Regions from separate parts of the Homo sapiens genome. Here region 2 is linked to region 1. A link is a loop called in an ENCODE intact Hi-C map of the cell type or tissue named here. Cell type or tissue: dorsolateral prefrontal cortex. All regions are shown on one strand. Each heading gives the region's core, and the rest is flanking DNA. Links, peaks and the distances in the headings are about the cores only. Region 1 overlaps SOX2-OT (SOX2 overlapping transcript). Region 2 overlaps SOX2-OT (SOX2 overlapping transcript).

Evidence for each region. Peaks named below come from ENCODE experiments on the same cell type or tissue, not always from the same donor. Only the 100,000 strongest peaks of a DNase experiment are listed, where the experiment ranks them.
Region 2: it touches region 1 in a loop (6-fold over the local background); 5 of 110 quality-filtered maps call a loop at or near these places.

What each region holds. Positions count from the first base shown.
Region 1 is chr3:181,565,578-181,578,265 of GRCh38, forward strand. All of the region lies in intron 4 of SOX2-OT (SOX2 overlapping transcript), which reads left to right. Among named protein-coding and RNA genes, the nearest start is that of SOX2, 140 kb to the right of the region's middle. In dorsolateral prefrontal cortex, for the core only: no CTCF peak of the experiment used is centred there; no DNase peak of the experiment used is centred there; H3K4me3 peaks cover 6,611 bases; H3K27ac peaks cover 8,000 bases.
Region 2 is chr3:181,448,223-181,460,910 of GRCh38, forward strand. All of the region lies in intron 3 of SOX2-OT (SOX2 overlapping transcript), which reads left to right. Among named protein-coding and RNA genes, the nearest start is that of SOX2, 260 kb to the right of the region's middle. RefSeq lists an enhancer at 6,277-6,778. In dorsolateral prefrontal cortex, for the core only: a CTCF peak has its summit at 6,308; DNase peaks (open chromatin) are centred at 6,739 and 9,159; H3K4me3 peaks cover 3,966 bases; H3K27ac peaks cover 5,826 bases.

The sequences.
Region 1 (12,688 bases), core at 2,698-10,697:
ATCATACTGGAAGTCTAAAAGAACCATGGGAACGACTGGTCAGGTGACAGCTTGATGGACAGTTTGACACCCCTTAAAGCATCATGGGAAATGGTTGTCACCTGATTTTCAGAGCGACCAGGGAGATAACCTTCAGAATGATGAGGGAAACAAAAATCTGAATATGTGTATAAGATCCAGTGCCAGCATCAGTGCTCACTTAAGTGATAATAAGTATGAATTTAGATGACTCAAAATGTTGTTATCAAACCTGAGGGGTTTTCCAAGTCCAGAAGTGCCCATCATCTCTTTAGATGCCTTTTATATTTTTATTCAAATGTCATTTCAAAAATATATACATAATATAAGGCTTTCATTTTAAAGAGACACAATCAAACGTACTAAATATTTAACCACATGTTAAATATATTAGCTGACCACTAATATTCTCCAGATTTCAAGTCTGCTTTCCTTTTGACAAACTCCTCGTATACCATATCCTAAATATAGTCTGCATACCGCAGTTCTAATTAAGAAGGCTATTATAAAAAAAATCATATAGATCAAATTTTACAGGCGGGACTAACTCAGACTCATGAAGATCGGTGTAGTGTTAGTGCAAAAAAAAAAAAAAACAAAATGAAATCAATTTGAAGATCTCAGGCACAAAAACCTTTGAATCTATATTAATTCACTCATGCAGCCAACAAACATAAATTGAACACTTACTACATGCAAGGGTCTCTGCTGGACATATAAAGATGAGAAAAATAAAAGCCCAGTTTTCAACAGCTCACAGTTTGTGAGTGAGGATAGACAGTTTTAAATGATAGTAGATGGCAAAAGAAATCATCAGTCTAAATCCACTGCCTTTTAGTTGGTGAGGCTTACACACAATTGCTGACAACAGTGTCCCTTCCATATTTTCTCTTGTATATTGTATATGCAGTTTACAATGGTTTTGTGGTCTGACCTAAAGACATACTCCCTGGAAATTGGGATTCCAAAGGGAAAAAAAAATAAGGATTCGGTGTTTATACATTTATTGAGTGCACTCCAACTTTGAAGAATGATTTCAGAAACGGTAAGGAAGTAAAGAGACTTGAGATGAAGTTCCCACAATTGAGTAGGACCCTAAACCTCACAAACTGTCTGTTCCTTAGGTATTTGAGCTACTTTTTTTTTCAGAGCAGACACTCAAAAACTTAATTGTAAAATTATATCTCATATACAGAAAATCTAGAATAATACAAAACACTCCTTTATAAACTTATTTCAAAATTTATTAATCATTAAGATTTTGCCACATTTGTTTTTATCATTCCTGTTCTCTCTCTCCTTCTTTCCTTCCTTTATCCCCATTTAGCTATCTATATATTTTTCAGTAATGTTAATAGGAAGAAATGAAAATAGATTTGTGTCTGATTCATCTATATACTTCTTCACAAAGCCTGCCAACTGCCTTGTATATATGTAATAAATATTTATGAATGAATGAATGATGAATAATATTCAACCTAGATCTTGTCTTTGATCTTTTAGATTTGTGTTTGTACATAAATATAAAATGTACTTATTATTTTTCTAAACATATGTAATCTTTCATAAAATACTAATCTACCCCCCAAAACTATGTCCGATCAATGGGTCTAATAAACAAACAACAAATTTTTTTTTTAATGCAGCAGGAATGTCAAGTGACTTTCCAAAGAAAGTAAAAGATAAAAGCTTAGGTGCTGCTGGATCTTTGTCCTGCTCTGGGACAACTATAGATGCTGGACAAAAAAAAACCAGGGATTTAAAACAGAAACTATCTTTCAGAAAAACACTCTAGTGCCATTGTTGAAATTGGTACCATTTGGCTGCTTGACACTTTTGGGATAACACTCTGCTTTCACAAATTTTGATGCTTTGGACTCACATTCCAACATGATTTTTCAAATCTAGTTGTGCGAAAGCCAGACAAGCCAGACAAATAGTGAGAGCACCCTCCGTGTTTTCCAGGGAACTGAAAAAGAGCCAGTAAATAATTTAAATAACTCTTACCAACAGAATATTCTACATGTAATTTTTCACACGAAGACACATTATTTGGAAAAATATGAATCTGAAGTTTGCAAATGAAAAACAAAATGCTTTTAAGTACCATATGCAAATTTAAATACTTGGAGAGTGATAAAAACACATTGTGCTTATTTCAAATTGGGAGGGCAAGATGTGGGAGGGAGATGTGTCATAATTGATACATGGACAAGGTCCAAGATGCTACAGAACAACTGAATTCAGAATCATTTCTGAATCAGAGCTGTGGTTTAAAATGCTTTTCCTTTCCTTGTTGAAATAAACCCATGGAACATCAAGTTACGACAAGTCCCAGATGTAGTCCCTAGTTCACCTGATATGAATTAAGTTTCATTGTTAACAACTAATGTCCTTATTTAAGCCAACGAAATAAGCTAAATATAAAGCCAGTACCAAGCCTCATAACGTGTTTCATAATAATGCCAAAATCTGTGGTCTGGAAACTTAGAATAAATACTAAATGTGAAATTTTCAATCAGACACACATTTTCTCAGAAAAAAAAATCAGACAAAAAATTCCACAAAAAGAAAAAAAAAAGATTTATTAGTTAATTCATAAAACCATATGACTTGAAAATATTACATGCACTTTTCCATTATACATTTCAAAATATAAGGTCAGCTTGACTGTTAAGCAGCATTTTGGAGGTCAGAAAAGTCTTACATTATTGGCTAGTGTAAGTTATATGAATTGCGGACTTTTTAAGCACCATGTGTACTTAGAGTGTATAAAGTTGGGGATCTTTTGATTCAAAGCATGTAAGTTCCACTGTTTAGATTCTTCCACTAAGGTATAACAGAGTCTCCGTGTGAGACACAAAGGAAACCATGTGTCTTGTGACTCAGATTAGGGTTTTTAAGTTATTTATATAACCTCTCTTCTGTCAAGGCATGTACACTGTGCTTCAAATGTGGGAAATTCTGGATTCATTTCTCTTATTTTTCTGATTGCATCTTTCCAAATTTGGTAAGTCTTGGTATTCTAAATGCGAAAAGCTTTTCATTAGGTACCTTATTTTATATAAACTTTTTTGTCATTTAATCACTTTTAATGATTAAACAACATGTAGCTTACACAATTAGAAAATGGTTTTAAGGTTTCAAAATCCTCTGAACTTGTCGTATTTATTCTGTACCTTTCTAGTAAACTGGAGGCTTGTCAGAGTAGTGAATAAATGAGTATGCTGTTTTCTTTAAAAAAAGATATTTAGAAATCCATCTGATTTCCTCAGTGCCTAAAAGTAACCATTAAGAACCATTAAGAATTATACCTGAGGCTTAATACCTAGGTGATGAAATAATCTGCACAACAAACTCCTGTGACACAACTTTACCTGTATAACAAATCTGCACATGTACCCAGAAACCTAAAATAAACGTTTTTAAAAAAGACTGTTACCCTGTTGTTACAGCTTTTATGACTTCTTTACCGCTAAAAATGTTTAATTTTTGTCATAAAAATATGAAAATTGAGAAAAACAGGGGGCTATGGCAGGATATCTCACTAATACTATTTTAAACATTTGCTATTACATTATTTAAGCTACATGTTTAAATTTATAAGCCCCTGTTTTGAGTGCAGAAAGGGGATTCTAGCTTTTTATCCAATTTCTCCTCAGAGTTCTGATTTGTAATTATTCAGAGATTTATGATAAAATTTCTGAACTTCATATATGCTGAATTATCATAGGATTATCAAAAAATAGCACCTTACATGGTTCAACTTTCACTTGTACTAATTCATTGTCATACATTACTCTTTTGAAGGATGTGAAAGGGAAAAAAAACAAAGTTAGGTTTACAGTAATTCTTAGAATCCAAGTAGCGTTAGTACCTACATTAGCACATTTTTTTTCTAGACCGTTCAACTATAATGAAAACTCAAAGTGGAAAGTGAAATTATGCCCAACCAAGTGACTATTTTGTGTGCATTACATCAAATAAACAGTTTGACTTTTTCCACTGAGTATGCTTAACTGACAGTTGTTTTGGAATTTTACAGGCACAGCCATAGTGTTTTTACAATCAAGCTGTGCTTCCCATTATCTGTTATATATGGCACTTTAAACTCTCCACTTTCTTTGTAGCCTTATAGTTAGCAAAGAACAAATGAACGTCACTAATGTCATTACATTCCACCCTTGTAATGTTCTTTATCTGTCATCTTTGAAAATTCCTCTCACCTCCTCTTTTGTCAGCCAAAAAGATTTAATTTGTTCTTATTTCTTCCTCTTCACCATCTTAGGAAAGTTACTTAAAGTTCTCTGAGACTCAGTTTCCTCATTTATAAAGTTGAAATAACTATACATACTTCGATTTGTTAGGAAGATTGAAGATTACTATAAGTAACTGCATAGTACATACTGTGACACAGTCTGCTCTCCATAAGAGGTCATTCCCTCATTTTGATTAATATTGAAATTCTTATTGACTGACTTGTATCAAAAGACACATTATTCAATGTCTTAAACAAACGTCTTTTCTCAATTGTACTGAAGCCAAGGTGTCATCAGCAGGTACTAATATTTCTTCCGGATCTATTCATTAAAAAGGACTGAACACAAACATAATCCTGAATCATAAGACTGAACATTGCCAATGCTCAGAAAGCAGAATCCTCCCCAAAGACAAAAAAAAAAAAAAAAAAAAGAAAGAAAGATTTTTTGCCCACCTTATTTTAAAAGACCAATGAAAATCTTCACTTAAGACGTTTCACCTACAATTCCATGAAGCAGTAGTAGAAGAACATTTGGATTATGTTGTCCGAGACATTTATATGGATATCCGAAAACTTCAAAAGATAGTCAAGGTATTATTAACATTTTGTTACTATGACATCAAGGAGGAAACTGTCACAAAACGGTAACAACACAACAAATGCTTATTCAGTGCCAGGTATTGTGCTCAAGAATTTGACATGGATTATTGTATTTAATCCTCACAACCCTACTGAGGTTGGTATTACTATTAATGTTATTTTATTGTCATTTTACAGATGAGAAATATAGTCACGGTTAGGGCTAGCAGCATGGTCAAGCATGGACGTGAGTGTTGGGGCTGAAAATGGAAGTGATCTACACAAAACCCATTATGCTCATTTGGACATGAGCTTAAAAAATAAGTCTATTTTTTTTTCTTAAAGAAAAAGATATTCTTAAAGAAAAAAGGGTAGAAAAAATAACATGCAAAATTTTGGCTAAAGAAGAGGAATAAGTTAAAAAGATCTGTTTTATAACATGGTGACTATAGTGAATAGTGTTTTATATGACTGAAAACTGCTAAGAGAGTAGGTTTTAGGTGTTCACAACACGAAAAAGTGTTAAGTATGTGAGGTAATACATATGTTAATTCGCTTAATTTAGCCATCCCACAATGTGTACATATATCAAAACATCACGTTGTACACCAAACAATATTGGCAATTAAAAAACAAATTTAAAAATCTAATTCAAGTTGTGAGTAAATTCTCTTTTAAAATTCACCTGATTATTAAATAAGTTAAAGTTTATTTTTAAAAGCTGACAACTTTTTATGAATCTTCGAGTACAGAGTTCCTAACAGTGTAACTCAGATATTAATGGGTTGTGTATTAAATGGTTTTATTTTCAGTTTTGCAGCACAGAAAACTGTTGAAATACCCATATCAACTTGATTTTTTTAACCTAATTCAGGTGTCCTTTGACATATCTTAAACGTTGGGGGTAGGGGTCAGAGCCAGTTATCCGGCTTCTATTTTTGTCGATTGCTTAGATTTGTTCCTGTAGTCAAAACTGTTGCCCCCAAAATTGGTGTGACACGTGCTCATGCATAAAATGTTAAAATGAGTACATCCTTGTATTTGTATTTGTTTTCAACATCGCCAACGTGCTATGGGAAATTAAAGTAACAAAATTAAAAAAAATAAAATTATTAAAAAGCCAAAAAAATCTAATTGTAAATATTTAAAGCATTTATTTAAACCAGTGGTTCTCAATTTTTTTGGCCTTAGAACTCTTAGAAACATCTTTAAAATTACTGAAGACCTCAAAGAGCTTTTGTCTATGTGGGTTATGTTTAGCAATAGTTATCATATTAAAAATTAAAACTGAGAAACTTCTAAAACAGTTAACATTTTATTTTAAAATTACAATTTAAAAACCCATTTCATGTTAACATAAATACTATATATTTTAAAATAACTATAATTGTTTCTTGAGAAAAGTGGCATTATTTTACGTTTTTTCAAATCTCTGTAATATGTGGTATAACAGAAGACAGTTAAATGTGCATACCTGCTTTGCAATTCATCTATTGTGATATGTTATTTTGAAGTCTATTTTTTAAAAACTAACCTCATACAAATGTGGGTGGAAAAAGAGGAATATTTTAATAGCCACTTCAGATAATTATGTCTATTATTTATTGATACACCACCGAAACTTTACAAACATGGTTTTTAAAGGTTAGTTTCAAAGTGGAGTTTGAAACAATATCAACAAAATTTTTATTTTTTTTTAAATTTCTATTTTAGAGCTTGGACCACAGGCACATGCCACCACAACTGCTAATTAAAAAAAAAAAAATTGTAGAGACAGGGTCTTGCTATGTTGCCTAGGTCTTGAACTACTAGCCTCAAGGTATCCTCCTGCCTCAGCCTCCCAAAGTGTTGGGATTATAGGTGTAAGCCACCACTTTTGGCCTGAAATTCCTATACACTGTATTTTAACACCGTTAGTTTATTTGGCACTTAGAATGGATCTTTTATATACCGATGATTTTGAAGTATTACATGTTAGACACATTTGGAAAATATCTGTTCACTTCAAATCTTCCACATATTAATACATTTTATTATGCCGTATTTAAAAATTAAACCACATTGGTTAATACCATCACTGGTTTTATTATGAAGTCTGCTCGTGACTCAAAAATTGCACCAGTGCTTTCCTTGAGATAGCCATCTGACTTCAATATACACAAGTGCTTTATGCAGATTTCCCATTTTGTCAAACAGAATGTTAAAAATATGCCCTTGAGAGTCAAGGTTTAATAAAATTAATGACTTTTACTGTTTTATCAAGAACATCCCTAAAGTGAAACTGGCTATTTATTATTTTAGTGTAAGTGTGTGGAAGTGAAGAATACACTGACTAGTAGTATAGCTTAGTGCCAGTACCTTAAGTTCATGAGTAGTTTTATCCATTATTGCTTGTGCACCATCAGTGCAAAGTGCCAACACAGTAAAAAAAAAAAAAAAGCAAGTAACATTTTAATATCGTTATAAAAGTAAATTTGACTTTGTAGACCCCCTGAAAGGGCGTCAAGGATCTGTAGAGCCCTTTCCGAACCGTTGATTTAAGGTTGTACTCTCCTTCTGCCACTCAAATATTCCATAGGTGATTCTAGAAGATGAATTAAAATGCAATAGAAAAGTTGCATGTAAAAAACTATTCCTTAAAGTAAGATAAATAAAATAGATTTTTTAGAAAGGGGAAAAAACTATTCATTTGATTCTTGATTCTCCTTGTACTATAAAAGTTAAGCAAAACTCGTCCTTTTTTCATATGCTATGTAACTCGGAATTCACTTCTTTTTAATTGCTTGTCTGAATTATTGTGGTCCCATGTCTATGCATACTAGTGATTACACTGTTTTGAAAGGCTTTTTGAGCAATATGTTAGGAGAAAGACAGAATAAACAATAAGATTTTCAGTCTGTAAATTCGTCACTGTGTATAAACCACACAGCAGGTGAAGTCATTCAGGTCAATAGGGTATCTTTCACTAATCAACCTCTACATTAATTTACTAATTTCTCTGTGCCTCCCCAAAGTGAGAACTCTATTCAGATGCATTATTTGTATTTCCCATTTTGAATAGATAATGAATATATTATGATGCAATTAAAGGTACACAGATTGTGTGTATTAGGTTTTTTCCATAACTAATTCAAGAATGAAATAATATATGTTGTTTTGAAGTCAGTTGTCACGGATAAATGAGAGAAGCTGGCCATAATTGAACCTGAGGTGAATTCCTTTAGACTGGGCCATTGTAAACTACTTAATTCTGAAAATATCTCTTTAAAATAAATTTTAAACTTTATCCCAACTAATTCACTATGAATAAAGGTTAAAGACTTAATCCTATGATTTTATAAATCCTTGTTGTTTAACAAATTACATGTTTGTTTTACTCTATTATCAAAATCAGTTCATAAATGAATCTTCTTCAACAAGAAGGGTTGGTGCTTAGATATAAGGTACCTTGTAGTCTGTGAACCCTTTATTGTAGTCATTTTACATTTTTAATATGTCACTAGTTTCTTAATTATTTTCTTCCTTTTTTGGTTGGAATCTAATAGTAACAGACATGTAATAACTTTTACCAAATTTCCTTCATATTATTTAAATAACTTTATTTGGGGTAAAAATAAAACTAAGATATTCATTACAGGAGTGGTATGAGTGGGGAATAGAGTGAAGGTGGTATATTTGCCTTGACCTTTCAAAAATCACCTGCCATTTCTGTACTAAAGTCATGCTAACCAGGGACTACCTTTGAGCTTGCCTGTTTCACTCTTTCCTGGTACAACAGTACCCCTCAACCTCCTTCATCTTTTCCTTTAAATGCTACTCATTCTTCAAGGATCTCCTCAATAAAACCTACTGATACAGGTGCCATACTTAGCTTCTTGTTTATTTACAGTCTAAAGGCATTGCTTGTGTTTCTTCAGCATTTCTTCTAGCTCATTACCATAGAGCTAAGTTCTTAATAGGCACCGCTGAAAAAATTGTCATGGTCAAATATAAACTATTAGAAGGAAACAAACAAATGAAAGTTAGTTTGTTAGAAGGATGCTTTTCACAAGTGATTTGCTACATATCATGATTTTGGGAAATCAACACAAAATTAGAAATGGGAACAGTTTAAAACTCAGAAAAACAATTTCCCTAAGGAAATTATAAATTATTTTGCCCTCTAAGCACTGAATAATATTGAGTAAAGGTTTTTTTTTGTTTGTTTGTTTGCTTGCTTGGTTGGTTTTTTTTTTTTTAAGAAAGAGTAAAATGTTAGCTATAAGATTGCTATAATTTGTTAATGGACTAAGCAATATTCATAGTAAAGAAGAAAAGAAACAATGTCTGCTTTGCTTTCTTAAAAGGCCATGTATTAAGAGGCATAACACAAATCTTATAAGTTTGGAAAAGAAGTAAAATTGGAATTCAGCTCAGTCCGACTCTATGTGCTTGAAATCTACAAAAAATTCTGTACTCACCTCTGTCACAAGCATTTAAAATATCTATTTCTGTTGAAATATGGACCTCAGTAAGGCTGCCATTACTGCTTTCTTAACTGTATCATTAGCTTTTAACAGAAATATGAATTACAAATATTAGAAGACACCACTTCCATTTTTATAAATATTATCATTAGAAAACTGAGAAAGGCCAGAAAAATGAAAATTTAATATACATTAAATAGAGAAAAATCGATAGCATACGTGTATGCTAGCAACAACTCAATAACTCATTAGAAAATAGAAGTTTTAAAGAAGTCCTATTGGAAACACACACACACACACACACACACACACACACAAATATACTTTTAAATCTCTAGGCTGGATGCAGTGGCTCACGCCTGTAATCCCAACACTTTGGGAGGCTGAGGCAGGCTGATCACCTGAGGTCAGTAGTTCAAGACCAGCCCAGCCAACATAGTGAAAACCCATCTCTACTAAAAATACAAAAATTAGGCTGGTGTGGTGGCACACTCCTGTAGTCCCACCTACTCAAGAGGCTGAGGCAGGAGAATCGCTTGAACCCAGGAGGCAGAGGTTGCAGTGAGCCGAGATCGTGCCACTGCACTCCAGCCTGGGTGACAGAGACAGACTCTGTCTAAAAAACAAACAAACAAACAAACAAAAACTCTAAATAGCTCTATAAAACTTTCACAAGAAAAGTGCATAACTTATATGAAGACAACTAAAAAAATTGTTAAAAGATAATTTTAAAATTTTAATAAATGTACAACTAATAATAGGCCGGGTGCAGTGGCTCACACCTGTAATCCCAGCACCTTGGGAGGCCAGGGCAAGCGGATCGCGAAGTCAGGAGATTGAGACTATCCTGGCTAACATGGTGAAACCCCGTCTCTACTAAAAATAGAAAAAAATTAGCCAGGCGTGGTGGTGGGTGCCTGTAGTCCCAGCTACTCGGGAGGCTGAGGCAGGAGAATAGCATGAACCCGGGAGGCGGAGCTTACAGTGAGGAGAGATTGCGACGCTGCACTCAAGCCTGGGCGACAGAGCGAGACTCCATCTCAAAAATAAATAAATAAATAAATGTACAGTTATATCATATGCATGATTAGGGAAACTAAACACTATAAAGACAGTAATTTTGCCAAATTATATATATATATATTCACATCTAATGTTATTACAATAAATATCTTAAACAAATTGAGAGCTGGGGGTCCTAAAATGCACTGGAGTACTAAACGTGGGAAAATGCAAAGAAACTTTTGAAAAAGAAATGTACTAAAGGTAAAGTAACCATACACATTGTTTTTTTAAACATTTTTTTTCTTTAGTGACAGGGTCTAACTCTGTTGCCCACACTGGAGTGCAGTGCCCTAATCATGGCTCACTGCAGCCTCAGCCTCCTGGTCTCAAGTGATCCTCCTGCCTCAGCCTCCAGAGTAGCTGAGACTACGGGTGCGCACGAACACACCTGGCAAATTTTAAAAAATTTTTTAGAGACGAGGGTCTCACTATGTTGCCCGAGCTGATCTCAAAATCCTGGCCTCAAGCAGTCCCCCCTCCATGGCTTCCCAAAGTGCTGGGCTTACAGGCGTGAGCCACTATGACTGGCCAAACCATACAAATGTTTTTTTGGGTTTTTTTTTTTGTTTTTTTTTTTTTTAGACATGGTCTCGCTCTGCCATCCCAGCTGGAGTGCAGTGATGCCATCATGACCTCCCAGGCTCAATGGATCCTCCCATCTCAACCTCCCTAGTAGCTGGGACTACAGGTGCATGCCACCACACCAGGCTGATTTTTGCACTTTTTGTAGAAACAGGGCTTTACCATGTTGCTCAGACTGGTCTCTAACTACTGGGCTCAAGTGATTCTCCCACCTTGCCCTCCCAAAGTGCTGGGATTATAAGCATGAGCCACTGCGCCTAACTGCACCTGGCCCATACACATTTTTTTTAACATACTTCAGCTACAATAATTAAAAGAATAAGGCTGAGGCCAGGCATGGTGGTTCATGCCTGTAATCCTAGCACTGTAGGAGGCCAAGACAGGTGGATCATCTCGACTCAGGAGTTCAAGACCAGCTTGGGCAACATAGTGAAACCCTATCTCTACCAAAAGTAGAGAAAAAGAAAAGAAGAAGAAAAAAAGAGTAGTGCTGAAATAATAATTTAGCCTAGTGTATAATAGCTCAGATATTATGTATGTATACATCCTACTTATGTATATATTATATATTATATATACAATTTAATGTATAATAATGTGTAACATAAGTAGTCAATGAGGGAAAGGAAGGATTATTCAGCAAGTAAGAATGGAAAATAAACTAAGAATTTGGAAAAATCATTACTTTAGATGGTTACTACATGCACAAATAAAGTATGCATGTTTTGAGGAGAAGAGCTAAAAGGAAAAAACTCAAAAATTTTGCAAAGAGAAGATTCTAAATATTGCTCATTTGTCTAGAGTGTTTATGGATTTTAATTTCTAATGGTTTCTATAATGTATGCATCTTTGTCTCCTTCACAACTAGCACTAAGTTTTCCATACTATTGGGTATGCAGTGCACTTTTTGCAAAGCTAGTTAGTTGATAGAGTCATTCATTCATTCATTTACTCATTCAAATATTCACTATTTTAAAATATTTGGCCACATTTCCTTTTTAAAGGTACATTTTTTCCTCTGAAGGAGTATATTTTGATCTATCTTTTTATCTGTAAAACTTAAAGTTGTATTTGTTTTGGTTGGGCCGTATTTTCCTATAAAAACAACAACAACCCAAAACTGAAAACAACTTTATGCCTTTAGCTTTTGGGTTATACCATGATTTCCACCACTGGAGCAGTTGAATAAAACAGGATTTAAGATAATAGAAACCCAAAGAACAGAGTTTTTCAATGACTTTCTTCATACCATAATTCAAACACACTAGTCTGAACTTCATTTTCCCAGTGTAATGATTTTGGTCATGGATAATTTGTGACCGAGGGTTGATATTGGAATTGGTCTCATTTCAGGATGAGAGTAAGATTTATATGAGAACAGCAAGATGATGGTCAAAATAATCTTTCAAAAGTCAGGAGATAACCTTATCTCAAGAGAAAAATACTGTCCAGTGACTACATGTTCTAAAATAAGGGGCTTGCTCCTGATCTTGTCAAGGAAACTGTAAAAATATGATAAAATGGAAGCTATTACATGAGTTCAGGGAAAATTGAAGGTATTTTATTTAAATGTTGCTCTTTCCCCAGTCTGCTATTTGTTGTTGATTTTTTACAGGATATTATTTCATGGCATTTTGTTAGAATTTTGTACCTAAAAGAAATCTTAATATAATTTGTATTATTGACCTGAAAGTTCAGAGGCAACATTTTCAAATAG
Region 2 (12,688 bases), core at 2,495-10,494, 120 kb before region 1:
AAGTATAATATAAATATTAAAATTACATTATAATAATTGTATATACAATTATTGTTTGGCAATTAGAAATAACATCCTTTAAAAAGAATAGCAAGTGCTCCCATGCCTGGGGCCCTAGTCCCACTTTGGGAAAAGTGTGAGGAAAGAGGCAGGAGGAAAGGAGAAAGGATGGTGAGAAAGTTTAGACAAAGCTGAAAAGGTAGCTCATGGTCTAGTTTATTAAAGTACTTGGATGTTAGAGAATTGGGGGATTTTTTTACTTTTTACTTTTTTCTTTTCATTATACAGTCAAACTCAAACTATAGCCCCAAATAAGGCCAGCTGTATTTATAATGCATGTATCTTTTATTAACCAATAATTCCACTCCTGAAATGTTAAGTTCACAAGCAGAAACAGGCATTAGAAGATATGTACAAGGCAATTTCTCACAGTTATTTGTGATGCTAAGGAAAGTTTTGCAATAAATTTTTGTGTATGCACATAATGGAACATCATTTAGCCATTAAAATATTTTAGAAAAATACTTAATGATGCGAAAATGCTCATGATACAATGTCAACACTTTAAAAACAGGTTATCAAGCAATATACACACTAGAATTCTAATTTTGTGAAATATGCATATATAGGTATATGGTTATGTATGTGTATTGAAAAGGCTGAAGCATTAGCAGGGTTTTAACAGAAAGTTGGATGCTTATGCATGATTTTTATTTTTGCGTTAGTCCGTTTGGACTGCTATAACAAAATATTATAGACTAGGTGGCTTTTAAATATTTAGCATCATTTCTCACAGTTCTGGAGACTGGAAGGCCCAAAATCAAAGCACCAGCAAATTTGGTATCTCATGAGGGCCCAGCCCTCATAGATGGCACATTGTATCTGTGTCCTCATATGTTGGAAGGGGCCACTTAGCTCTCTGGGACTTCTTTCTAAGGGCAGAGCCCTTATGACCTAATCAACTTCCAAAAGGCCCCACCTGTTACTACTGTCGCCTTGGGTTTCAACTTATGAATTTGGGAGAGACACCAATATTCAGACCCTTGAAATTTTCTTTATATTTTTCCATGTTTTACAAATTATTCTCTTTGAATTAGTGTTATATTTTATTTTATGAAATAAGTGCAATAAAGTATATTGTTTAGAAATGTTTCAGTGTGAGGCCAGGCGCAGGGGCTCACGCCTGTAATCCCAGCACTTTGAGAAGCCGAGGCGGGCGGATCACGAGGTCAGGAGATCAAGACCATCTTGGCTAACGCGGTGAAACCCCGTCTCTACAGAAAATACAAAAAATAAGCTGGGCGTGTTGTTGGGCACCTGTAGTCCCAGCTACTCGGGAGGCTGAGGCAGGAGAATGGCATGAACTCAGAAGGTAGAGCTTGCAGTTAGCCGAGATCGTGCCACTGCACTCCAGCCTGGGTGACAGAGCGAGACTCCACCTCAAAAAAAAAAAAAAAAAAAAGTTTCAGTGTGAGTTAAAGCAAATAAGATTTTCTAATAACCAAGGCAATTAATTAGTAAACCCCATTTTTGTGCACCCAGTTAGATGCAATGATTTCAGTTTTCCTGTGTAATTGCTTCAACATCATTCCAAAGTGCCTTTATTTTGGGCAGCACTCACCTGTATGGAAATTTAGGAAGATAGTGTTGTGTTCATAGTTGATGGGAAGATTGATAGTGTTTCCTCACCCTGATGAGAATTCAATGATGTGGTGCCATGCCATGGCACAATAGTGTATATGTCATGGGCTTAGGAATTACCTTTTATCAGGGCAGAGATGGTGAAGCAATTAGATTGTTTCTTCATTCTCTTTTGGTTGGGCAATGTAGAAAGCAACTGTGGCAGTGGTAACAGGCCATTTATACAACTTCATAGGCCACCTGTGGTCAAGCCAAATCAGTATTCACTGAAAAAAGGAATTAATTATTCTTTACAAAATCATCGTCCCTTAAATTTTAAGGAACTTTGCTCAAGAGTTACTAGCACTTGTAGTCTAGGTATATTTTTGAAGCATATGACAATTGTGTGGATGAAAGAGTGATAGTGTGCTTGTAGACAATAGAATCTTTGGAGTTGGAAAGTGTGGTGCCATTCATTCTGGTGACAGGATTCTGGGTGTGTTCTCTGAAGCTGCTCCATAGTGTTAGTCATGTGTAGGTAAATAATAAAAATGGCAAACCCATTCAGTGCTTACTATGTGCCCTAAGTGTTAACTTGTCATATATTCACAGTGACCACCATGATGTAGGTAACATTATTATCCCCATTATACCTGTGAAGAAACTAAAGACATGGCGAGGTTTAGAAACTTGTCCAAGGTCACATAATCAGCATTACTTAGTGTCTTGCATGTGACAGGCACTAGTACCTCAGATCAGCATGCTGAAGCATTGTACTATAAGCACCTTGCAGATTTTAACTTCAAGCCTTACCACAATCCTGAGATGTATCAATATGTCCATTAATCAGATGAGGAAACTGAGGCTCATTTTAAGAGACCATACAATACCTAAGAGAGAAGTGCCAGGTGGGAAGAAGCAATGTGTAAGTGGCACCTGTTCTTTCTACCCTGAGTTACCTTTTCCTCTGCTCCTTGCTCTTCACAGCCCTCCATAATATGATTGTTCTACCCTTTAAAAGTCTGGTCCAAAGATAGATTTAGACACCATCAAGAAACACTTTTCTACGGCTCAGGCAAGAAGAGGAGTTCACGTCTCTAGAGTCAGACAGAAATTGTTGAATCCCAACTCTGCCACTTATTGGTGGTTTGACTTTAGGAAGGTTTCTTAATTTCTCAAGGCCTCATTTTCCCCAACTGTAAAGTGAAGATTACAGTGATATGTCATAGAGTTACAGTGAGGATTAAATAAAATCATTTTAATAAAGCACTTAACAAAGTGCTTGGTATATTTCAAGTACTCATTAAATAGCAACAGTAATAACAATAACAGAAAGGATGTTGTTTTTAAGGGAATTCATCACCAGATCAGTATCAAACTGTGCTCCATGAATCAGTAGTTTCTTGAAATAATAATGGAACTGTCTAAAAAGGAGAAAGAGGGTCATAAAGCAAAATAAAAGTAGAAAACTCTGGTTTAAACAAAATTAAACAAGATTTTTATTGTAGAACTCTTATAAGCCTTTAATAGCCAATATATTGGTAGAGCTATAAGAGGGCAATAGAGAAGGCAAGACTTCCTAATCCATTTGAATAGTTCTATTTTTCTGGGGGGTCCATTAAGTCCTGGGGACTCTTTGGGAATCCCTCTACTGGACAAAATCCTGAGTATCCATTACATTTTTCCGAGAAGTAGGGAATTCTATTATGCTTCCCCATCAGAGATTTTGAAATAGAGATGAAAATAGTATATTCTATCATTTTCAAATTTGTGTAACATCCCATGTGCTTAAAAAATACTCCTAGGGCTTTAGGAAAAGTGGGGTTGATTCCAGTAATAATTAATATTAACTAAAATAGACCCACAAACTATCAAAAACCACAAGTTTAATAACATGAAACATGTATGTAGCAGTACTGAACCACTACCCAACCCTCTCCTCAACCTGGAACGTTCTTCTCTACTCTGACCGTTCCAACCCTGCTTACCTGGTTAACTCCTAGGCATTCTCCAGGCTCACTGCAGATGCCATCTCTGCCAGCAAGTCTGTTCTGTATAAGATGCCCCGTAGCCCATGTATTTGCCCCGTCACAGCACCACACCAAAATGGCAACACGTTGATGGCAGAAACAATGTCCTCTTCACTATTGAGTCCCAGGGACTCACATAGCACATGGCACAGGATCAGTGCCAAATAGACTTTAGTGAGCTGAATCTCAGCACAAAGGGCAAAGCTAGAGTTGGAGATGGGAAGAGAGAATCCTACATGGGGGAAAAAAAAGGGAGAGGCTCTGGGGAGCAGAGGCCTGATGGATAACACATGCAGGATGGGCTTCAGGTTGCAAAGTTGGTAATAGCAGCGAATATCCTCGTAACCCTGGGGAATCAATAAGGAAGGGGCCCTTGAGGGTGCCAAATAGAGGGTCTCAACTTTGCTTTGCACCACCTTTTTTAACCTCAGCTGTTTCTATGTAATCAGTTAGTATGTGCAGGAATTTTTGTCCTACACAAGTGCATTTATTTGCATATCGCTAGAAACAACACTAGTGAAAGTCAACAATGCTTTGCATAATTTATGTTTCTTTAGAAAATATGAGCTGGGTGTGATGGCTTATGCCTGTAATCCTAGCACTTTGGGAGGCCAAGGCAGGAAGATCACTTGAGGCCGAGAGTTCAACACTCAGCAACATAGTGAGACCTTGTCTCAAGAAATAAATGAATAAATAAATAAAAATAAAATAAATATAAAAGAACAATGTGGTTGACTGTGTCTTAAGGGCAGCTCCCAGATGATCCCTTAGTAGAAGTATGACTGGACATTCTTTACAGTAGACTGGGTATAGAGAGGTTACTGGAGCCTGGAAAGATTTCTCAGGGTGCCCTAAGGTAAGCTCACAGCCTGAACCCTGAGGAACGTTTAATAGTGAAGCTCACTGCCTTTCTCCTTATCAGCCTTCTCAAGTCTTTATCTTGGTTAACCTCAACACCATCCACTTAGATTTCTAAGCTGGAGATCTCAGAACCATCCTTGCTTCCCTCCTCTTCCAAACCAAGCATTCAAAGAGTCACCAAGTACAACTGATTCTATTTAAGTTCAATGTGGCATTTTGTTTTGTTACTAAATTCTTAAATACATGCATCCTCATAGAAAAAATTGATAGATGAAAAGATAAAGCAGCAGGAGAAAAGTCACTCTCAATTCCATTGTTAATATTTTCTAGTATTCATGAAATTTTCTATCAAGTTCTGTATATAACTTTGACTATAGATTTTTTAAATTTGTTTTTTTAATCTATTCTTGACTCTCCTGCTCTCCTTCATTTATTGAAACTGATTTTAAGACCTTTCCTCATCTGAAACAAAGTATTTCCTGTCCCTAAAGACAGAAGAGTAATGAAAACAAGCGTGAACCCTGCTTTCATGGGGCCCACAAGGAATGTATGTAAATCTTTCCTTCCCTTCTTTAACACAAGGAGTCTCATACAGCTCATACTCTTTATTCCTCATAACATTATATTTGGAAATCATTTTATATCAATTCCTCATTCCTATTTCCTTGTATCCTAGCATCATAATATAACCAGCCCTACTGATGGATATTGATGGGTATTTAAGGTGCTTCCAATCTTTTGCTATTGCAAACAGTACTACAGTAAACAACCTTATACATAAGCCATTTCATGCATGCAGGACCAGAGCTATAGGATAAACCCCTGAGAGTAGGGCTTGGGGAGAAATTGCCAAATTGCCCTCCACAGAGTTTTACCAAATAACATTCCATCAGCAATGTATAAGAGTGCCAGCTTCCCCACCACCTTGGAACACTTTTATTCTCTTCTTAGAACTACTTGGTGGCCTGGAGAAATCTCGTAGCTGATCAAACTGAAGGAGCAGGAATGTGAAGTGGAAGGATTCTCCCCTCTCCCAGGCCACCGAGAAACTTGTCTTAATGGAGGTCTGGGTTTATTTTTTAAGAGCCTTTATTCCTTATAGAAGAAAGAAGAAGGAGAAAAAAACAGAAAAACCTACAATGCTACTATGTGAGTGCCACAAAGAGGAACAGATTTCTGTCCCATGTTTCCAACGAAACCAACCACTTAAAAAGATACAGGGCGCCATTCAGGGTTGTTGGAGCAGTAGAAGAACACGTAGCTGATCTGCAATCAAATGGCCACTCGGGAGAGCAACCTGTGTGCTTTTACCCACAGAGCAGCCAGTTTCAACTGGAACTTATGCAGGGCCCGTTTGCAGACTTCTTTGTGCGGTGGTTCATTCCCCATCTTAGAGGCTGGGGCAGGTTAGGAGAGAGCGCCCATGTTGTACAACAGTATATCTGAGCTGCCCTTTATGCCTACCTATTTCTTTCCCTGCTTTCACCCCTTTGTGTGTTTTTAATGGGGATAAGTGTGAGCTATACTGGAGCGCAATCACATTGTGGTCTTAAAAGGGTCTCTGATGATAGAAAATATGTCAATTTATTATTTCCCTCAGGACAGAGAAAAAAGTACAAAGGTTCAATGGATGATGAAGATAATACTTGTGCACTGTATAGCATTTTCCAACAAAGGATTTTAAGGTGATTTTCCTTTAAAAAATATTTTATATTTTAGTCCCATTTTGTAGGTGGGGAGACAAGAAGATTTCGTAGTGACTAAAATGTCCTAGTGGTGGGACCCTGCATAGAGTCAGCATCTCTATGATCCTTCCGGGCTCTTTTCACTCCCTCTAGTGGAATTTGGTTCTTCACATCAGAGTTTTGACAGCAATAGCAAGCACTGTGCTATTGTGTGCGATCTTTTGGGTACCAGAGCCAGTTTCATCAAATCTTCAACCTGATGGCTCTATCTGTGATCAGAGCTATCTCATGTACCTACAGTTGCAGTTTCTTTAAATAACAATTAGCGCAGGAGATCCTGGGCTGCTCTTGAATGCAGGGAGTATGCTGGTGAAACTCAGCAAGGAGGTGGTCACTTGTTTTTTTGTCACGCAGGGTCTTTCATAATGAATCAACAAAGCATTGACAATAGTTTTCTTGTAAACTGAACAAACCTTATAAATGGTGTGTGGTCTCCCCTCCCCCATGAATTAGTTCCTTTGTCCTGAAATGTGTGGTTAGCCCAGATATTCATTCCGCTCTGCTGGGAGAGTGGCAGAGTCTAGGGAGGCACCCAGAATGTGCAAGACAAGTCGACATTTTACATTTTGGTCTTCTTTATCAGAGCTGGAAATATTTCATTTGTACCTTGACAAATCAGGAAAAAAAAAAAAAGCATGGGTGGACAGCATAGAAAACTTTCCCAAGTATCTGAGTGATCAATTTTAGGACATGAATGTGATAGCTGCTTCCTCTTTTTTATGTGTACAATGATGAAAGGAAATTAAGACTGTAGAAACAGTTTTTAAAGTGCTTTGTATGGCTGCTTGAAATTCATTATATGATTGCCTGTTTTTTAAAAACCTAAATAAGGAGGGCTAAAGTACTTAGGAGAAAACTAATTGCTTTAAGCTTTTCCTCCTCAGTGTATGCTATTCTCTGCTGTTATATAATCTTGGATATTGAGCAACTGAATGAAAGAAACAGTGTCTTACTTAAAGTAAATGGACAAACATCATTTACTGCTGGCGTTTTTGGCTCTTGGGGTGGGGGTGGGGAAGATATCTCATAGTGAAGTTCACCATAGCTTAGAGTTCATAAAATCAACCTTATTGTCAAAACACTGAAATAAAAATTCACAGAATTGAAAGGAGCAAATCTATGTGGAGGCAGGTTTTTAAAATCTTGAAATGTTCAAGTTTTGCTTCTTGTCTTTACAAAAAGGCAAATTATGATGGCATAATTTTTGACATGTTGTTACCAGAGAGATTGTGTGTTGGAATGTATATTAGATTAAATTGATAGATGGTTGTGTGAAAAGAACTGCAATATTCAAACTTGACTGTATGCATAAAATTATTTACAGAACTATACCACATTAATACCATCTTATTTCATTTCAGATATAATTTTACTTAATGGTAATTTTTATAAAGGATATGAATGTGTTTTTCTTTTTTAAAAAAGAATTGCCAAAATCATTGCCAACACATGAAAACAAGTCAATGATTAAGATCACATAAACCCATGTCATATGTATATTCAATCCAGAATTGTTTTAGGGTCATTGTAGCCATAGAGTTTTCAAATAAATTATTTGAATATAAAAGTAGATTATGTATTTCCCCTGTGGCTGGCCAAATGTCTTTTCAACAAAGGGTAAAATAAGAAGGCTATTTTTTGTGTAAAAGAGTGATCTTTTTAGTCATGCTTGGCTGCCTTTTCAGGACTGTCTCCATTTATAATGAGATATTCTTGAACTCATTTGAACCAGAAAGTTTAGTAAATTTGTGGTACATTTTTACATAAAATATCATAATTTGTTTTAAAGGATCAGGTCTAGAGCAAAGAGAAAGTATATGAATGATTGTTTTGATTTTTAGACTATAATTTTGAGCTGACATCTACATTGGACAATGTCTGGAATATTGAAAAAATATATTTATTTGGTTACTATTTCATACTTCTTGGCAGTTCTAATTTCATCTTATTGTCTACTTAAAAGTGTGCTTGCTATTCAAATCTCAGTTGAAGCTGTCATAAAGACTATCATTACAATAGTTTCTATAGTTTTCAGAGTTCTTGGCATTGAAAGGTGATGATGGCCCTTCCAGAATAATAAGAAAAAGTATTTTATATAAATTTTATGGCTCTGCTTTGAAGTAAATTTGACTTATATGCAAATTTGCTAATATTAACTTTTTTCTTTTCCTATTAACATAGTTAGTAAAAAAAATAATCCTAAGGCTGGAAATGCACGGGCATATGCTTACACACATGTAGTGGTGAAAGAAATCTTTTTGAAAACTGAAAGTAAATTTTGACGTGATCATTAACATATAAAAACATGTTTGTGTTATTCTCTAGTGTTTTAACATTCTCTACACTTAACTATTTTTCTAATATACCTGAAGATCTTTTTTAAAAAATTTTAGTTATATTTTTTGCAGTTACAAGCAGAAAAATCAGTTAATAGATTTTTAATCTGATATCAAAAATCAACTCCATATAGTACTTATTTCCAATCTTATTTCTCTAATTGTACTTTGAAATGGATACATTATTTGTTTTACATTTGTACTTCCCTTGAACCTCCTATTTTCTTTTAACTACTCTACAACAAATGCCATTTTTTTTTCTATTCTTTTCCCTTTATCTGATTTTTACAGCAAATGATGTGTCATGTCTCTCCTGAAATTGACCATTCTTTTCAGAAAAGATTTTTTCTTTTTTGGCCTATGGTGCTACACTGAAAAAGTCACCCAGCTAAAATGAGTTACTTCATTTCCAAATAAAAACAATAGTGTTTTCATGCCTGCACTTATTATTATTCTGAGAATGTACTAATTTGTTACATCCAAGATGACGGTTCGTTGGGTCCGTGAAAAGGGCAGTGTGCCAACTACAGCAGGGAAGTAAAAGGACTTCTTTCATGGGAAGTAGTGGGACAGAAAGTAGCCCGCAGTTCTTGTGGGCATCAGGAGGCACGCTGCCAATGGAGTCATCCCAGTATCAAGATTTCCTGTGTTGGGTTCTGAATCAAGCTAAAACTATGATTTCACTAATGTCGGCCTGGGCGGTCAAATTTTCAAACTCGCTATTACGCTAAGGAACAACTGATAGATGTTTTATCCCCATAGGCACTGGCTGATGCGAAACAAGGATTTTGAATGTGTACAGTGCATTATTACTTTTGGTATTAAGCTTAAATAATTGTCTACTTACCCTGAGCTGGTAATAGCAAAATACAAGCAAAGGAGGACATTTTTACAAAGTAAAACTGCAAAACAGATTTATCTATATTACTATGGATTTTTTTTATTGTTGTTCTTCTCCCCTATTAAATTTGAATGATAATGAAGTTTGATTCTATACTTTTATTCGGCTCTAAACCAGGGTGGTCTCATAATTTTGTTTTACATGCATGACATTGCTTAAGGTCATTAGTTGTAAATCGTAGTACAAAAAGGCTGAAAATATATTCAGCACTTTGTAGTTTCCGAATACACATTTAAGAGCTGCTATGAAAAGTCGAGACCTACATGGCAGATTTTCTGGCACTGAATGGTCAATTTAGTGATGTAGATTAGTGAATCCAAACAGTAAGTGGAGAGAGACTATAATAATGCTTTGATATGTCCCTCTGTTGAAGCATATCCTGGTTGATCCATTTTCTGTTATTGTAATATTTTTCTTTGCTCTATGGCAAAATGCTCTCTACTTTCTTATTTTTTAAGAATATAACCCAGAAAAAGTTATCCATTTTTAAAAATAACTTTCATCTGCTCTTGGTACCACTTAATAAATGAAAAAAAAAAGCAGATTTGGATTATGAATTGAGTTTTATTTTGTTGGAATAAAAAACTTTCCTTTGATAACATTTGCTTTTTGTTCAATATGTATTTGCCGAGTTTTTCTTTTATCATAAAGTTTTAATTCATGGTCCCTTTTATTTTGAAGGGGAGTGTACTTTAAGCAACATTTATACAGCAACCATTTTAATAATGATGATAATGTTATTTTATCGAAATCTTGAAATAGGTTTTAATCAAAGTTTGACTGACCTTGACTTGATATTTTGAGTCCTTTTTCATTTTTGTGACTAGGAAGTAAAAACAAGTTCTGCCTTTTATATTCTTCATGAGTTATGAATTTAATTTTCTTGACATCTTACTTCAAAATCAAGGGCAATATGTATTTTTCTTTTTAATTCCAAATGGAAACTGGCTGAATTCACAATAAAGACAACTGAAAATTGGAATTGTTTAAAAATTAAAAAAAAAAATACACCGTTGTAGCAGATTTTAAATGAAGTAGGTTATCAAGTGGACTGCTAATTTTTGCCTTTCCAAAATGTTGGATATTTAACCCTCAGAATAATTAAATATTTGTAATAAAGCAGTTAATTCAAGCAGTTTATTGCTGTAATTTGCAAAAGTACATTGAGCTGCTTTCTTTTCAGCTCATTGATGGAGGAACAAACATTTCTTTAATAAGACTACAGCACATTCTAATTTTGTTGCAAAAGCTTAGATAAGGATCAGGCCCCCTCTGAATCACTGCATTGACCTATGACATTGAAAGTGCTGAAGCTCTTTGGCAAAAGAAGAGTTAGACATTCATTATTATGCACAGGACTTTCCAGTTCTAAAGGGGCTCTGTGCTTTCTCTCAGATAGACTTTGTTTGTTGGAAATGAGAACTGTATTTTGGCAGCAAAGGACCAGAACTGAAGCTACTCTGCAGGCAGAATCATTATGACATAATCCTTCATTAATCCTCATTCTCTATTAATAGATCATGCAGAAGTTTTCCTTTAGTTGATCATCTTCATCAAGGAGCTATGGAAAAGCATTACCAGTGAAATGCCCACCTCTGGTTTTAAGACTGTTTGTTTATATCCATCTTTATTAGTTGCAAAGATTAATGGTGAAAATAATCTCTTAGACTTTGCTTGGTATACAAACCACATATGAGGACCTAAAAAATCTGATATAACTGAATTTTCATGTTTTGGGGGTAAAACTCACCTGGAAATAAAACATAGCACTTAACAATAAAAAAGAAAAAATTATCAGGCTAAAATTTGTTTCTGGTGAGATAAAGGGGTTCTAGTCACAGAAGCACGGGAATAGTAGCTAAGCAGCCCAACTTCCCATATTGCTTAAGAAAACAAGTTATCATACAAAATATGTATTTTTCTAACTGTTACTTAACAGATTGAATTACTCTTGAGATGCTCAACTTTTCATGGTGGGTGGTGAGGGTGCATCTCCTTTAGAAGGATACATATGTACTTGTTTTTGTCCAAATTATCTGCCCAGATCAGACACTGGAGCTGCGACCTTCCAATGTAAGATTTTCATCATATCCTTTTAAGAATTTGGGGACTCATGTAAAATGTATTTAGAGAAAATAAATAAATATCACTTGCTGTTTTCATATACACCCTTGGGGTCTTGATAAGCCAAAGTTCTCACAGAAGGTCTGGTTCATCAGTTCAGCCTCACCATGAGCCCCATGGCCTGCTGCTGTCCCTGACACTGACACTAGGCACCACGTCTTTGACTCATCTTTGTTGATAGACCCAAAACTTCATTTGAAGGCATAGTTTAGGAATATTAGGAGGAGATTTTTATGATATTTATTTTACATTTAGTCGACAGAATTTAAATATTTTAAAATAAAAACTATCTATAGGGAGATGATTCGATTAAGCAGTATGTACCGTTCCTAGAGGAGTATGCTGAAAAAGCTTTCTCTAGGTTTTGCAGGTGATTGTTCCGGTAGAGGTGTGCTCATAGTGTTTAGTCATTAATGGAGACTGTGCCTCCGTTGGAACTGGCTAATAGGTCCAGATTGATCCCTCATAGTAATGTCACTAATACTTGTAATACTAGAAAATATGCATGCTACCAAAAAATTGTAGGAACATATTTTTATGTTGTCTGGCACATATTTCTGAATTAAAAACTCACAGAAGGTAAGAAGTTGTCCATAGACACACAAATTGTAATTGTTTAATTTGGCTTTTAATCTAAGCCTTCCCATCTTTTAATGATTTTATGTATAATCTGCAGTAAAGAGAACTAGGATTTATTGAACAACTGTTATAAATAGACCACCTCCCTAGGTCTAATTAATTTCAAGGCTAATAGTCTAAGCTAATTGAAAGAGAGTCACCATAGAACTGTAAGGTAAAAGCTGTACTTTCTAGGCCTTTGATGTTCAGGTTGAATTGGAATCTGGGTTTGAAAATTTCTACAAGCTAAACCAGAGATGGTCAGGGGACACTCCAGGCAAGGCCTAAAAAATCAAAATGTGACCAGTGTTTTAATGCAGTGGCTCTCCTTTTGTTTATCAGAATTGCTGGTGGTGGCTGGTAAGGCAACATAGACAATGCATAATATTCAGCCCTCAAAAGGACATTTTCATAATACTAAATGTTTATACTCAAGAATCTACCAGAAAAGTA